Linked DNA regions of Homo sapiens: region 2 is linked to region 1. The links are chromatin loops, found by intact Hi-C in ENCODE. Cell type or tissue: K562. All regions are shown on one strand. Each heading gives the region's core, and the rest is flanking DNA. Links, peaks and the distances in the headings are about the cores only.

Region 1 (8,325 bases), core at 1-8,000:
CAGAAAATTTTAACTCCATGCAAAAAAAATAAGTGCATAGCATCATGGAGACACAAAGCAGCACCTAACCTAGCCTGGGAGAGACAAGAAGACTTCCTGGAAGAGAAGACATCTGAATGAGTTTGTAAGTAGGAGTAAAGCAAGTGAATAGGGAAAATCAGATTTTATAACACATGAAAATTACATGAAATTCCAATTTGGGTGTCCACGAACACAGCCATGCCCACTTCATTTATGTGTGGTCCATGGTTGCTTTTGTGCTGCCATGGCAGAGGTGAGTCATGGTAACAGAGGCTGTACAGCCATGAAGCTTAAAATCTTTATTATCTGGTCCATTACAGAAAAAGTGTGCTGATCCCTGTTGATCTCTGTAAATTAAGGTAGATGCTTTCAGCCCCATTTCTCAGACAAGGAAGTCAGGTTTGTCCAAGACTACAGAGCTGGGGAAGGCTGGAGCAGGGATTGGAATTGGAGCCCAGGGAGGCTGCACTTCTAGTACCAGTTACTTTCTGCCACATCATACACATCTCTGAACTAACACACTCTGTCTACACACACACACATACTCACACCCTCAGTTTGTAGGGCCAGGAGTACAGGGGCAGACTGGGTGGTGTGCAGTCCCCAGGGGGAAGTAGGGGCAAAGGGCTCAGGATCTCACCTTCCAGAAAATCCAGAAGCCATTGAGCCAGCCAAGGAGAACCTCACAAAGAAGGATGGTCAGCACAATGTCATCTATGGTAGAGAACAACTCATAGTGTTTCTACATGGGAGACAGAGAAAAAAGAGGGGCAGAGAGGTCAGTGGAGCAGGGCCTGGGCAAGCCGGCAGGGAGAGGATGTATGTAGGGGAGGGAAGTCCCGTATCACTGCTGCTCTTGGTCCTCAGCAACCTTGTCACTTCCTTTAAAACACACTTTGCCTGTGCGTGCCAGGCACTGTGCTGGGGCTATCACACATCACTTCATGTTACCATCACTGTTGTCCTGCAAAGTAGGTTTTATTCCCGTCTTACAGAAGTGGAATCAGAGTGGCGCCTGTGTGCACAGCTAGTTGATAAAGATGGTTGTCTGACTATGAACTTTTGTCCCTAACTTCTAGAATAGGGATATTTTGGAGAGGGAGGTAGGAGAGGCAGAACAGCCTCCAGGATTGGGAGGAAAAGGCCTGGCCTCTGAGGGTGGAGAACACCAAGCTCCATCTGTCCTAACCTCTCCTGCTATTCCAGCTCTCCAAATACTCCAAGTTAGGCCTGACCAAACTCCTGGGTATCCTGCCACTCATGGGTCCAGGACATGCACCCTGGATGGATGAATTGGTAGATGGGTGACTGGGGTCTGTCCAGAGCCCAATTCACTTTCTCTCAACCTCGAAACTCCTTCAGCTTCCTTATGGCTGCGACCCCACTAACAGCCCCCATAGTGCCCGACTCCACCTAGCAGTCACCCAAGTCACCGTGTCTCCTCCCTTTCTTTCTTTTTTTTTTTAATGTGACATCTCAGCTCACTGCAAACTCCGCCTCCTGGGTTCAAGCGATTCTCCTACGTCAGCCTCCCAAGTAGCTGGGATTATAGGCGTGCGCACCATGCCTGGCTAATTTTGTATTTTTGTAGAGATGGGGTTTCACCACGTTGGTCAGGCTGGTCTCGAACCCTTGACCTCAAGTGATCTGCCTGTCTTGACCTCTCAAAGTGTCCTCCCCAAAAGTGCGCTTTACCCCAAAGTGCAACAGACTCAGTGCCTTAGGGCCCACTGTCACATATGGCCACTGGAGACAATAGGACATCCACACCATTATTCAAAAAAGCATTCTAAATAGTCCTCAGCCCAGCATGGTGGCTCACACCTATAATCTCAGCACTTTGGGAGGCCAAGGCTGGAGGATTGCTTGAGCCCAGGAGTTCCAGACCAGCCTGGGCGACAGAGCGAGAACCTGTCTCTACAAAAAAAATTTTTTTTTTGAGATAGAGTCTCGCTCTGTCGCCCAGGCTGGAGTGCAGTGGCACAAACTCGGCTCACCGCAACCTCCGCCTCCCTGCTTCAAGCGATTATCCTGCCTCAGCCTCTCAAGTGGCTGGGATTATAGGCGCCCACCACCATGCCTGGCTAATTTTTGTATTTTTAATAGAGACGGGGTTTCACCATGTTGGCCAGGCTGGTCTTGAACTCCTGACCTCAGGTGATCCACCCACTTTGGCCTGCCAAAGTGTTGGGATTACAGGCATGAACCACTGCGCCTGGCTCAAAAACATTTTTTTAATTAGGCATGGTAGCTCGTGCCTGTAGTCCTAGCTACTTGGGAGGCTGAGGCAGGAGGATCACTTGAGTCCAGGAGTTCAAGGCTGCATTGAGCCAAGATGGCGCCACTGCACACCAGCCTGGGTGACAGAGTGAGACCTTGTCTCTAAAAAAAAAAAAAAAGAAATTAAAACATCAAGGATAAGTCACACTAAACTTCAAGTTGGACACAGAGAAGTCTCTCACATGCTGTTTCTTTTCCCCAAAAAGTCTCCCCCACCTCTCTTTGCCTGGCCAACTCCTACGTGCTCTTTTTTTCTGTTTCTTTGTTGTGGTGACTGAGATCACATCCTACTTCTTTACTCTCAGCTCCAGTGTCACTTTCTCCAGGAAGCCAGCTCTGACCCCTGAGATTAGGTTCGAGTGCCTTCGTTGAGCCTCCATGTACTCTGGGTGCTACTTGAGCACTTGTAATGACAGTTTCTGTGTGTCTGAGACAGGACCCAGTTGTGCTTATTATCCCTGGGACCCTGGCAGTCTGCACAGTCAGTGCCTGGCACTGAGTGATTCTCCCTTAGTGACTGCTGGTTAGAATTGGATACCCCTTCTCCACAAGGCACCCATTTGCCTCCCTCTGCTCACACCATTCTTCTCCTGTCCCTCCTGTACAAATCCAATGCATTCCTCAAAGCCAGGCTGCAGAGCCCTCTCCATCATGAAGTCTTCCTTGATCTCCAGATTCCTAGAAGGTCAGAGCTGACAGACCCTTGAAGAGCATCCAATCCAACCATCATAGACAGATGAGGAGCCTGAGGCCGGAAGAGTTCTTGCCCCAGGCCCCCCATTAGGGTTAGTGGGGCAGAGGTCATGCTGGCATCCCACCTGGTCCAGGTAGGAGTTGGTACGGAGAGCGATGGTGATGGCATTGATCACCAGCAGCAGGGCCAGCAGCAGTTGGAAGGCGGGGTGTCGGAGCAGCTGCTTGATGTACATGTGAGTGATGAACTCCTGCATGTCCCAGGCGTCCTGGAAGAGGGCAGGACCTTCCTTCAGGCAGGTGTCACCATAGGAAGCCTCTGCCTGGGGGTTTGCTCTTAGAGAATGGGGGTTCCTGGGGCCCACTCTAGAGGGGGGAAATCATCTGAGAGTGGATCATGGAATGGAGACATCAGTGTAGAGATCACTATCTAAATGGCCACTAAAAGTGGGTTACTATCGGGGGATTTTGTGGAAGTCATTGCCAGAGAATCTCTTTGGGCTCTCTGATAGTGAAGATGATCGTTATATAAGGGTTCCTATGGGGGGCATTGCCAGAGAGTTACTAACATATCATGGGCAGTCACTCAGGGATCAGTGCTAGGGAGGGTCTTCTGGGGGCGTTTAGAGGGTAGAGGGGCAGAGTTACCATGAGGGCCTGCTGCCCATGAGCACAGCTGCAGAAGGGGCCACTGTGGGGCGAGAGCTATCCTTACCGCTTTGTTCGTGATTTCCTGGCGGTTGATGAGCACTTGCTCCTCTGGCCGACCGTAGGACTCGTGAATGGTACTCTGCAGGGGAGAGGGGCGGCCCCTCAGTGCAGCTACTGCCCCTCCAAACCCCATACGGTCCTCCTGAGTCCCGCCCCACCCCTCGAGGCCTGTATGGGAGGTCCATTGCTGCCACCAGGCCTTTTCATTATCCCTCATGTTTGCTCAGTCTCTTCCTTCTCCTCAAAGAATCTTCACTCCAAGTGGTCTCACTCCCCCTCGTGGTGATATCACAGAGGCCTCTGTGACCTCCAGCCGTCTGCATTCTACTGAGGAATTCCAACCTGGAGAGAAGCTCCTCCCATTGGCCCTCCTCCGCATCCCACAGAGGAAGTCTGGGGATGCTGTGGGGATGCTGGGCTGGGGTTGGAAGTCAGAGGCTGATGGGAGCAGGTCAGATTTCCCGTGCAGCCTGAATGGAGTCACAGGGACATGTCCCTGCCTTGGATCCAGGAGGTGGAGGTGAGGCTGGAATGAGGAGTGAAGGAGAGAAGTGTTTTCCCCAGGGCCTTCCCAGGGCAGACCTCAACCTGCACCCTTCCCCACCAGCTGCCCTGTCCTACCAGCCCAGTCTCCAGGACTGTCCCCACCACCTTTCCGTGCAAAGTGCATTTCCCCATCTACAAAGTGGAAGTTTCTCATTGTGTGCCCCCCGGGAATGGGGTAGGAGATCACCATTAGCCTTCAAAGAGCTGGGGAGAGGTGGACATGAGTCGGAGCCCTCATTAGCCATGGGTCATCCCCCACCATCCTGGCAGGCTTGGAGCTCGGGTACAGAGCCCAGGCCAACGGGCTGCACGAAGGGTCTGCCACCCACCCTCTGGCCAAGAGCACTCACCCCAGTCCCCACAGGGGGGCAGATTTCCAATTCGAATATGGAAGTAAAGTTACATGTAGACTCATTCTTAGAAAAATTGACTTTATTTGGTTGGAAAGTAGCCCTCATGTAAAATAAAGAACACCTGTACAGACCTGGTTTGGGGGAGAACTGCCAAGGAACTGGAGGGGCAGGGCTGTGGCCCCAGAGGTTGGAGGATTTGGGGGGAGAGTTTCTTCTTTGGCAAGGGAGAGGGTGGCACAAAGCCCAGGCAGAGGGGTCAGCTCGGGGTGAGACCATGACTAGCAGTACTACTTCCCACCCTGAACAGAATCCAGGGATGCTCTGTCCTGGACACGTCAGAAGCTGGGGTTGAGGTGGCCCTCGGGTCAAAGGTCAGGAGCTAGAGTGCTGGCCAGGGTCAGAGGTCAGGAGGTCGGAGGCTGCTCTCTGAGGTCAGGGGGCAGAGATGGGAGTGCTCTTCAGGGTCAGAGGGCAGGGAGTGGGGGGACTGTTCTGTGGAGTCAGAGGTCAAGATGTGGGAGCTGCCTTCAGCCTGTGCCACTCCCCAGGCCCCCAGGCCCTCTGAGTACAGCTCCCGGTTCTGCTCCTTCCACTGGCGGAACTTCTCTCCTGTCAGCTCAGGGTCACCCAGCACTTCTTCTAGGACCTGCAGCTCCTGCAGCTTTGCCTGTGTGGAGAGGAGGGGCTAAGGGACCATGATCACCCAGGGAAGTGGGCAGAGCCCGAGGCCAGACTTCACTCCGGAGGTCCGGTGCCTGGAAGCCAGCACCTGGCCAGCGTGGCACGAGGAGCCTAGGTGAGACTCAAATCCCCACTCGGAACCCAGAGCCTGGCCCAGTCCACAGCTGAGCCCGCTGTCAGCTGCTAAGCCCAGGGTCCGGAGCTGAGTCTGGAGTCTGGAGTCTGGTGCCCAGGGTGGAGGTGACAGCCGCAAACCAAAGCCTGAAGCCCAGAGCCTAGTCCCTTGCTGTGCCCAGAGCCCCCCAGCTGACCTTGAGTGTGCTCTGTAGCGCCCGCACACGGTGCACTCGCTCATTGAGCTGAGGGTCTCGGTTGCGCCGCATGAAAGAGCTCCGCCACTGTTCCTGGGTCAGGGGCTGTGGCTGGCCTAGGAGGGACACGCCACCCTGCCTCAGCCCCCGTACCATTCCTTCCAGTGCCTCTTCACTGCTGTCTGTGGGAGGGAAGAGCAGGATGAGGATGTGCCCACCCCAGCCCCCAGCCCAGCTCCCAACTCCAGCCCAGCACCTGTCAGAGAGCCAAAGGAGGTCCGTGGGCTGCGCTGTGTGGGGGTGGCTGCAGGTGATGTGTCTCCATGGAGGGGACTCCCAGCTTGAGCAGGGCTGGGCTGCAGGCAGGGTGGAAAGCACAGAGGGTTTCTGTCTGAGCTCCACGCCCTGTTGTTTATCCCCACCTCCTACCCCCGGCAGCCCCCCACTCACCGAGGCTGAGTGGGACCCAGCCTCATCGTCCGGGTCCTCTGCTTCGGTCTCACTGTAGCAGTCTGGGGTGAGGAGCAGCAGTGGGTTTTTGGGAGGCCAGGGAGTGGCCTAGGGCATTTGAGTTCCTAGCCCCCATCCCAGGAAAGGCACAGGCTCAGGTGAGGGTTCCTCCCACTCAACCCTGCGAGACACCTACCTTCCTCTCGGGGTGGGGGGGCCCGGCCTGGAGACTGGTACTTGGAGATGCAGGTAATGAGATGACGCACCCACCTATGGAGAGCAAGCAGGTCTCACAGGGTTTCCATCCACTGGGGCCCTCTTGTATGCTGGGGGCTTTTTACCCACATCATCTTCTAATGATCCTCAGAGCAACTCTGAGAGGGATGAACTCTTAGTCACCCATTTTATAGATGATGAAACTGAGGCTTAGAGAAGTGAGTACTGGCTGCGTGCGGTGGCTCGCGTCTGTCACCCCAGCACTTTGGGAAGCTGAGGCAGGAGGATTGCTTGAGGCCAAGTGTTTGAGACCAGCTAGGGCAAACCCATCTCCCCACAAAACTTTTTAATTAAAAAAAAAGAGAGATGCCGGGTGCAGTGGCTCACACCTGTAATCCCAGCTCTTTGGGAGGCCGAGGCAGGCGGATCACAAGGTCAGGAGTTCAAGACCAGCCTGGCCAACATAGTGAAACCCCCTCTCTACTAAAAATACAAAAATTAGCCGGGTATGGTGGTAGGCACCTGTAGTCTCAGCTACCTAGGAAGCTGAGGCAGGAGAATCACTTGAGCCCAGGAGGCGGAGATTGCAGTGAGCCAAGATCACGCCACTGCACTCCAGCCTGGGTGACATAGTGAGACTCTGTCTCAAAAAAAAAAAAAAAAAAAAGAGAAAGAGAAGTGAGTATCTTGACCAACCACTCTCAGAGAGCTGGAATTTGTATCTCCAGGCTCCTGAGCCTAGGCTCCCAAGCTCACAGAGTTTGGGAATCATATGAGAGTAGGGGCTAAGGGAGGCGGCACTCACATGCTCAGATCTGTCAGGGTATCAGCAGCGAAGATGAAGGGTTTGTACACATCATGGGTGAGCTGAAACACACTGCCAGGTAGTGGAGGAGCATCACTCAGCCTGGGCGTGCCCACCCACAGCCCAGAGAGGCTGGATTCTGGGCGCCCCAGCCACTTGCCACACCTCCCACTGCTACCCCATCACCCTTCCTCTCCCTTTCTGTCTCCATCCCCCAGCCCATCACACCCCAAGACTTAACTATTTCTTCTTCTGATCATGTCCACTTTCCAGACTATAGTTGGAGACATTGATGAGGCCCTCAGCCTTCTCATCCTGGGGGGATCACAGCATGAGGGTCAGGTTGGAACCCCAATACCCTCAAGGCCCAGTCAGCTCCTAGTTACCCCTCGGGCTCCTGAGAGTTGTGGAGAGGAGAAGGCATCTCCTGGGCTCTCTAACAAGTCTCTCTGTTTCTGGAGCTCAGGGCTGGAATCTGGGGTCAGGGTAGGAGATGTGGCCAAAGGATGCCTCTAAGCCAGGAAAGGGGAGCCAAAGATATCAGAGAAACAGCCAAAAAAAAAAAAAAGAGGAGCCTGAAGGCCGGGCATGGTGGCTCATGCCTGTAATCCCAGCACTTTGGGAGGCCAAGGCAGGAGGACCATTTGAGCCTAGGAGTTTGAGACCAGACTGGGAAAAAAGCCCATTTCTACAAAAAATTAAAAACTTAGGTCGGGTGTGGTGGCTCACACCTGTAATCCCAGCACTTTGGGAGGCTGAGGCGGGCAGATCATGAGGTCAGGAGTTCGAGACCAGCCTGGCCAACATGGTGAAACCCCATCTCTACTAAAAATACAAAAAATTAGCCAGGCATGGTGGCAGGTGCCTGTAATCCCAGCTACTCGGGAGGCTGAAGTAGGAGAATTGCTCGAACCTGGGAGGAAAAGGTTGCCATGAGCTGCGATTGCGCCACTGCACTCCAGCCTGGGCAACAGAGCGAGACTGCGTCTCAAACAAAACAAAACAAACAAAAAACTTAGCTAGGCATGGTGGCATGTGCCTGTAGTCCCAGCTACTCAGGAGGCTGAGGCAGGAGGATCGCTTGAACCTGGGAGGCTGAGGCTGTAGTGAGCTGAGATCATGCCACTGCCCTCCAGCCTGGGTGACAAAGCAAGACTCTGTCTCAAAAACAAAAACCAAAAAACCAAACAAGAAGAGCTTGCTCATGCATTTGTTCCTTCAGTAGACACAAACCAAACTGCTTCACACCCCTGAGCTT
Region 2 (8,326 bases), core at 205-8,204, 200 kb before region 1:
CCCGCCACCTCGCAAGGGTAATTTTTTTTGTATTTTTTAGTGGAGACGGGGTTTCACCGTGTTAGCCAGGATGGTCTGGATCTCCTGACCTCGTGATCTGCCCGCCTCGGCTTCCCAAAGTGCTGGGATTACAGGCGTGAGCCACCGCGCCCGGCCTATTGTCTCCATTTTTAAAATGAGAAAGCAGAGTCTCAGAGATTAAACAATTTGCTCATGGTAACTGACAGGAAGTGACCCATCCAGGTCAGTCCCATGCTGCAGTTCATGCTCCTAACCACTAGGGCACACTGCATTTCAGCAATGGCATCTGAGATGACACCAAACTCTACATAAACCATGCCGGACTTGGCTGGGCGCGGTGGCTCACGCCTGTAATCCCAGCACTTTGGGAGGCCAAGGCGGGCGGATCACGAGGTCAGGAGATCAAGACCATCCTGGCTAACACGGTGAAACTCCGTCTCTACTAAAAATACAAAAAATTAGCCAGGCGTGGTGGCGGGAGCCTGTAGTCCCAGCTACTCGGGAGGCTGAGGCAGGAGAATGGTGTGAACCCGGGAGGTGGAGGTGGCAGTGAGCCGAGATCGCGCCACTGCACTCCAGCTTGGGCCACAGAGCGAGACTGTGTCTAAAAAAAAAAAAAAAAAAAAGAAGAAGCCATGCCGGACTCAAGGCCTCCAAATGATAGGAGTCTGTCCCTTCCCTCTCCTTATCACTGGGTCCCTGTGGTTCAGCCATCGAGGAAGGATGACAGAAAGACAGATGCATGGAGCTGTCCATTTTCCGTTCCAGCCTCTCCTGAATGCAAGCAGCATCGTGAGGTTCTGAAAAGAGCCTCCACTCCTGTTCTATTAAAGGAGAGGGAATGGAACAAAGGGAATGGACATTCCAAGATCCTTGATTCCAAGACTCTCAAAGTCAAATAGACCTTGCAGATCAGCTGACCCTCTCCCATACTCCAAGCTTGACACCAGCCATTGTCCAGATCAGCTTGCAAACTTCCAGCAACAGGGAACTTACTGCTGTGAATGCCTTGCCCATCCACAGATAGTTGGGATTGTTAGAAAGTTCTTTCTTCTGCCTGTGTGCAGTGGTTCACACCTGTAATCCCAGCACTTTGAGAGGCCGTGGCAGGAGGATCGCCTGAGGTCAGGAATTCGAGACCAGCCTGGGCAACATGGTGAAACCCCATCTCTACTAAAAATACAAATAAATAAATAAATAAATAAATAAATAAATAAAAATAAAAATAAATAAAAATAAAAATAAAATTAGCCAAACGTGGTGGCTCATGCCTGTAATCCCAGCTACTGGGGAGGCCGAGGAAGGAGAATTGCTTGAACCTGGGAGGCGGAGGTTGCAGTGAGCCAAGATCGTGCCACTGCCCTCCAGCCTGGGCAACAGAGCGAGACTCCACCTCAAAAAATAAATAAATAAAAATAAGAAGTTATTTCTTCCATTGAATTCAACCTAGTCTCTATAGCTTCTATCCACTGGGGTCCTTAGAACAAGTCCCCTTCCTCTTTTGCAAAGACTCTGGGGTCATGTTTTATGTTCAAACTCCAGTCCTCATCTTCTCTAGTTTTGTGACCTAAGGTTTTTAAAGGCTCAATGTCTCAATCTTGGTTAATTTTCCACTGTTTTTCTGGAAGTTAGCCCAAAGCCAGATTTACCCAGCTTGATCCTCAGTGATCCACAGCTCTTTTCTAGTGTCTGTGTACTACTTTGTACAGTGCTTTTCAGACCACAAAGTATTTTCCCATTCATTATATCACTAGACCCTGGAAAACAAGGCGGCCAGAAAAAGAGGGAGATTAGGTGGGCACATTGTTATCGCATTTTTGCAGAGGAGGCAGATCTCTGCCCCCAGTACCAGTCTTACTGCCAACTGTACTCCTTGTCCTTCCCCTTCTCACTTCTGTCACAATGCACGCTCTAGGGCCTCCAATAGCTTGATTCTCTTTCTCCTTAGGGTTTCTCCATGATTACCCCTCTGCCTGAAGCACCATTTCCCTTACTTTCACTTTGCTGATCACTATTAATTCTCTTTTATTTTTATTTTTGAGACGGAGTCTTGCTCTGTCTCCTGGGCTGGTGGGCAGTGGCGCGATCACAGCTCACTGCAGCATCTGCCTCCTGGGTTCAAGCAATCCTCCCACCTCAGCCACCCAAGTAGCTGGGATTACAGGCATGTGCCACCACACCTGGCTAATTTTTGTATTTTTAGTAGAGATGGGGTTTCACCATGTTTGCCAGGCTGGTCTCAAACTCTTGATGTTGTGATCCGCCTGCCTCGGCCTCCCAAAGTGCTGGGATTACAGGCATGAGCCACTGTGCCTGGCCCTATTCTCTGTTTTTTTAATTAAAAACATATTTTTATAAAGATGAGGTCTCCTTATGTTGCCCAGGTTGGCCTTGAACTGCTGGCCTCAACCAATCCTCCTCCCTCCCAAAGCACTGGGATTATAGGTGTGAGCCATGGCTCCCAGTCCCTTCCCCATTTTTTTTTTTTTTTTTCAGTTTTTTTTGAGATGGAGTCTAGCTCTGTTGCCCAGGCTGGAGTGTGGTGGTGTGATACCAGCTCACTGCAAACTCTGCCTCCTGGATTCAAGCAATTCTCCTGCCTCAGTCTCCCAAGTAGCTGGGATTACAGGCGCCTGCCACCATGACTGGCTAATTTTTGTATTTTTAGTAGACATGAGGTTTCACCATGTTGGTCAGGCTGGTCTCGAACTCCTGACCTCAGGTGATCCCCCCCCGCCTCGGCCTCCCAAAATTGCTGGGATTACAGGTGTGAGTCCCAGCCCCTGGCCCCCTTTCCCATTTTTTATAGTGCTCTACACATCTGTGACAGAGCATTTGTCCCACTGTATTATATATATTTGCTTATTTGTCTTTCTTTCCCACTGACCACTACAATGTAAACCCCATAAGCCAGGGACTATGTTTTGTTCATTGTGTCAGTATGCAGCACAAAGCTTGGGATAACGTAATTGCTTATTAAATGTTTGTTGAATTAATAAATGCATGACTTGCCCCAGTTTCCACAGTTAATAATGGCCAAAATTAGAATGCAGATTTTATTTCCAAGTCCAAGAATTTGTTTTTACCATCTCCCGAACCTAACCTAGTTCTTACTCCTAACCCCTGCTGTCAGGCCTGTCCCCTCTAATTCCTCAGAATCTTAGGTCACTTATCCGGAAAGGAACTTAGAGCTCATCTGATTCAATCCCTTCATTTATAGATAAGGGAACTAAGACTCATAGAAGGTAAATGCTTTGTCAAGGCTACACAGCAAAAATTGTTGCCATCCTTTCTTCCTGACAACCAGATTGGTGTTTTTTTTAATGGGATTCACCAAAGAGTTCATGGACTCCCAGGGCTTTGTCTTGGGGACGGGGGTAGTAGTAAATAAATAATTCCATCTAAGGCTCTCCTTTTATACTCCCTAGACACCCCAAAGGCTAGACACCCAAGAGTCTATTCTGAGACATCCCATCAGGCAGAAATTTCAAGCAAGACAGGATAGAGGGGTGTGGGAGTGTGTGTGTGTGTGTGTGTGTATAGGATCATGGGGCACTAAGGATGCAGACGTGAAAACTGGGCTGCAGCACAGCCCCTCTGTTGTGGGGTCCCTCGAGTCTCCCACCATGGCAACACCACTCCCTCTGCCCCTGAAGCTGACCTTTGGGGCCAGAGATCAATAACTTGGACTTTGGCTTCAGTCCCCTTTGGCCCCCCAGTGACCATAGGCTGCCCAGAAGAGCTAGTGGGACTCAGAGTCATTAAGTAACTGTCACTCTTCCCCAGCCCCATTTTGGGGCATGGCTGGGGGAGGGGCCAGGGATGGGAACTATATGGAGAGTCACAGGTGTGGTCTGGTTCTTCCCATCCTCACTGGAAGAGAAGTGACCTCTATCTCTCTTTGACCCCCACCCACTTCTTTTTACCCTCGGCCAAGAGGCTTCCTCCTGCCCTCTCTACTCCTCCATGTCCTTAGCACTGAGCCCTGACTCCCCTCACAGAACCCCCGTGCTCCTCACCATGTTCCTCTTAGTCCAATCTTTTATGAACCCCCTCCTCCCATTGTGCTCACACTTTATATAAACTGGAGGTATTTTACCCTTTTGTCAGCCAAGACAGTAGTCAGAGGCCGGGTGCGGTGGCTCACTCCTATAATTCCAGCACTTTGGGAGGCGGAGGCAGGTGGATCACCAGAGGTCAGGAGTTCGAGACCAGTCTGGCTACCATGGTGAAACCCCATCTCTACTAAAAATACAAAAAATTTGCCAGGCTTGGTGGCAGGCACCTGTAATCCCAGCTATTTGGGAGACTGAGGCAGGAGAATCACTTGAGCCCGGGAGGTGGAGGTGGCAGTGAGCCAAGATTGCCCCATTGCACTCTAGCCTTGGCAACAAGAGCAAGACTACATCTCAAAAAAAAAAAAAAAAAAAGACAGTAGTCAGGAATTTCTCATTCACCTTTTTCTAAATACCTCATCCCAGGTATCTTCTCACCAACTATTCTCCTCCAGAGAAATCCACTGTTCTGCCATACTTTTAGCGGGATCCTGTTTCAGAAACACACTCACCTACCCCACCACCACCCCACCAACTTTCCTTGCTCTTCACCCACCAGTCCTCGTCCACCTCCACCCCAGTGTCCCAGCCAATCACTACTGATTGATTGATTTGGGAGGAGGGGGAAAGAGGATCGATGGAGGACTCTGGGCCTATTCTTATTCAAAGCAAAAGGTTTAAGAGGGGGTGGATATTCATTGTGGAGAGGATGCAGAAATCGCTGTGGCGCTCCACAGCCTTGCTGATGTGGTCTGCAGCGTGGGGGAGGGTGGGTCAGGCCACTGGGGGTGGGGACGGATGCTCTGAAGGCTGGGAGGACAGTGGTGTGGGGGCTGATAGAGGTAAGAAGAAGGCATGCATCAGCAGTCTGGGCATAAGGTGAGGTTCCCCAACTCTGCCCCTCAGGGAGGAAATTTATGACCGAGAGTCATTCTTCCCAGCTCAGAGAGGATGCCCTGGGTACTCTCAATGTCCAGCAGGGGACACCCTTACCCCACATGACCCCTTTCCTCATCCACCATCACTAAGTTCCGTTGTTCATTCATTCATTCATACATTGAAACGTTGTTTGAGTGCCACTATGTGCCAGACACCATGCCACAGACTGGAAAAATACAGGCATGAACAAGATAGATACACAGACAAATGAGGTTCCAGGCCTTGTGGCACCAGCAGGGCAGGATTACAGTGAACAAATAGTTATAGTGATTTAATTTAAGGGAAAGGAGATCAGAAAAAAGCTTTCCTCAGAAACTGATTTTGAAACAGAGACTTAACAGATGCCTAAATCTTGACCAAAGAAAATGTGAAAAAGAGGTAAAGGGGGGGCGTTTGTATGTGTGTGCATGTGTTGAGAGTGTGTTTCAGGCAGAGGGAACAATTTATACAGACCTTGAAGCAGAGAAGATCAAGGTTCCTTTAGAGGGATGAACAGAGAAACCTGTGCACAGCTGGATTCAGCTTTGGTTGGAGGTTTAACCCTTTAAATTGTAGAATGCATGCATGTGGACACACACACAGACACACACACACACGTGCACACACACAGCCGGGGCCTCCATTTCCCAAGGCGCAATTTTCCTGGTAATCACTTTTTTTTTTTTAAAGAGAAGGCAAGGACAGAGAGCCAGCAGACCTCTGAGGCCTTTCCAAAGTAATCAAACTCAAAACCTGTCTTCCAGGAATGAGTGGAACAGAGGTAGATTTAGCTTAAGCTTCAGGGCTTCTCCTTGGGAGGAGTTAAGTAATGTGTGCAAATGATTTTTTTTTTTTTTTGAGGTGGAGTCTGACTCTGTCATCCAGGCTGGAGTGCAGTGGCACGATCTCGGCTCACTGCAACCTCCATCTCCCGGGTTCACGCCATTATCCTACATCGGCCTCCCGAGTAGCTGGGACTATAGGCGCCCACCACCATGCCCGGCTGATTTTTTGTATTTTTAGTAGAGATGGGGTTTGACCATGTTAGCCAGGATGGTCTCGATCTCCTGACCTGGTAATCTGCCCGCCTCAGCCTCCCAAAGTGCTGGGATTACATGCGTGAGCCACCGTACCCGGCCTTTTTTTTTTTTTTTTTTTTTGATATGGAGTTTCGCTCTTCTGCCCAGGCTGGAGTGAAGTGGCAAAATCTCAGCTCACTGCAACCTCCGTACCCCAGGTTCAAGTGATTCTCCTGCCTCAGCCTCCCAAGTAGCTGGGATTATAGGTGCCTGCTACCACGACCGGCTAATTTTTGTATTTTTAGTAGAGACAGGGTTTCACCATGTTGGCCAGGCTGGTCTTGAACTCTTGATCTTAAATGATCCGTCTGCATTAGCCTCCCAAAGTACTGGGATTACAGGCATGAGCCACCATGCCCGGTCAATCTAATATTAATAGAAGGCACAGAGCCCACCCTGTGGGGGCCTCCTCATCTCAAGGTGAGACCAGGACTCAACCAGGGGAACCCCTGGTCAGATGGGAAAGACACAGAACCTGCTCTCTGAGAATCTGATCCCCTGACCTTCTCAATACTAACCTTGGCTGGGAGTGGTGGTACGTACCTGCAGCCCCAGCTATGCAGGAGGCTGAGGTGGGAGGATTGCTTGAGCCTGGGAGGTTGAGGTTGCAGTATGCTGTGATTGCATCACTGTACTCCAACCTGGATGACAGAGCAAGACCCTGTCTCAAAACAAAACAAAACAAAACAAAACAAAACAAAAATCACTAACCCTGCCCCTTCCTCCTCATTCTGCTCCTAGATGCCCCTCCAAAACTGGCTGGCCCTTCAGGCCCTGAGGCTGTCCTCCTCTGTGCAGGAGGCCTTGTACCAGGCTATGTTTCTTCAAAGCCCCTCCTTCCCTCAGCCTGTGGGGGTTTCCTGGAAACAGAGTGGTGGTGGTGAGAGTCTGCTTCAAAGTAGCCACCAGTCTGCCCCTCAGAGGTTACTTTGGAAGGTGATACCTTCCCCTTACCCACCACCCTCTCAAAGCCTGACCCCTCACTGGCACACAGAGCTGCTGTGACGGCTAGCTCGAGGGAAACCGCAAAACCAGAGGCTGAGCCCCCCAACTGCTCAGGGAACGCCAGGGGTAGAGGGTGGTGGGGAACAAGGTCCCTGCTTGGCAAACCCAAGTGGGCACAAGGTAAGTGTGCAGGAGCAGGAGGCTCTGGTGTTACAAAAGCAGCCCCAGGCCCACAGAATCCTCTGCCCAAGAGTCTGTCTCTGAGGGGACATTGAACAGCACACAGGTGCCCCTCTTCCTTGCACTCATTTTAAGATGTGGAAACTAAGGAAGTGACTTGAAGACACTTCCAGAGCAAGCTAGTGACAGAATGAGGCTAGAATCCAGATCTCCCAGTTCTGTCCGGTATCTTCTTTCTGCAATCCCAAAGGTCCCTTCACGAGGAATCCAGGACTTTCCAAACCCATGGCCCAGTCATGGCACTGGACTGTAATGCATGACTGACTTGTCTCTTTCATCACAGCTCAGGGGCCCCTTGAGGGCAGGGACCCTGTTTCCCTCTCCTTTATATCCTTTGCCCCCAGCATGGGGTCCGGCCCCTGTTTGAGACTTAGGACACATTTGTTCACCACACAAATCGACAAAATGAATGGAGTGATTTCGGCTGTGAGCTTCTGGTTGTTGACTCATTCATTGCACATGTTTTGTCAGACAGCACCCATGTATGTGAGACTGTGTGGGGGTGTGGATGTGGGTAAATAAATGCTCAGGCTCTTTTTCTGCCCTGTAAGACGATATAATCTGGAAGGAAATGGCAGGAGAGGGGACAGGAGGGGAAAATAGCCATCTGTTGAATAGTAGTTAGGCCCTGAGTAAATTCGTTATGTGGGTGACCTCTCCAACAAGGTGGGTATTAGCAACCCTATTTCACAGGTGCAGAAAGAGGTTCATAGAGGCTCAATAGCCTGCCCAAGGTAGGCTGTGGCTGATGGGGCTTAGAAGTCATCCAGGCCTCATACCCTTCCCACTGTCATCATGACATAGAGTAGAATAGACCTGAGGAGGTGTCTGTCTGTACTGAGGGCTGGGGACCCTCAGAGGTAGGATAGCTTGCTGAATTGGGCTCTAAGAGGCTTTTACAGGGAGGAAGTTGCCCAGTGAACCTTAAAGATGAGGTCACTGATGAGATGGGGATTGGAGATCCTCTCCAAGGGTATGAAAACCCTGGGGCCCTGGGAGAGCGTCCTTGGAGTGCTCTGCAGCTGGCAGGTGGACAGGAGAGGGTGGATTCATGGTCCAGACTCTTTG

The links. A loop is a pair of places that touch in the nucleus more often than their neighbours do. Peaks named below come from ENCODE experiments on the same cell type or tissue, not always from the same donor. Only the 100,000 strongest peaks of a DNase experiment are listed, where the experiment ranks them.
Region 2: it touches region 1 in a loop (16-fold over the local background); 1 of 110 quality-filtered maps calls a loop at or near these places.

Annotation. Positions count from the first base shown.
Region 1 is chr1:26,186,225-26,194,549 of GRCh38, reverse strand. It overlaps CNKSR1 (connector enhancer of kinase suppressor of Ras 1), which reads right to left. Exons shown (of 21, transcript NM_006314.3): 15 at 7,309-7,382; 16 at 7,068-7,139; 17 at 6,243-6,316; 18 at 6,047-6,108; 19 at 5,853-5,952; 20 at 5,597-5,778; 21 at 4,666-5,271. The coding sequence ends at 5,002. It overlaps CATSPER4 (cation channel sperm associated 4), which reads right to left and starts at 3,948. Exons shown (of 10, transcript NM_198137.2): 1 at 3,710-3,948; 2 at 3,120-3,263; 3 at 662-763. The coding sequence starts at 3,922. RefSeq lists an enhancer at 3,245-4,062. In K562, for the core only: CTCF peaks have their summits at 3,987 (motif pointing left) and 4,610; DNase peaks (open chromatin) are centred at 3,959 and 4,589.
Region 2 is chr1:26,388,399-26,396,724 of GRCh38, reverse strand. No RefSeq gene overlaps it. Among named protein-coding and RNA genes, the nearest start is that of LIN28A, 18 kb to the left of the region's middle. In K562, for the core only: CTCF peaks have their summits at 261 and 5,052 (motif pointing right); DNase peaks (open chromatin) are centred at 244 and 5,064.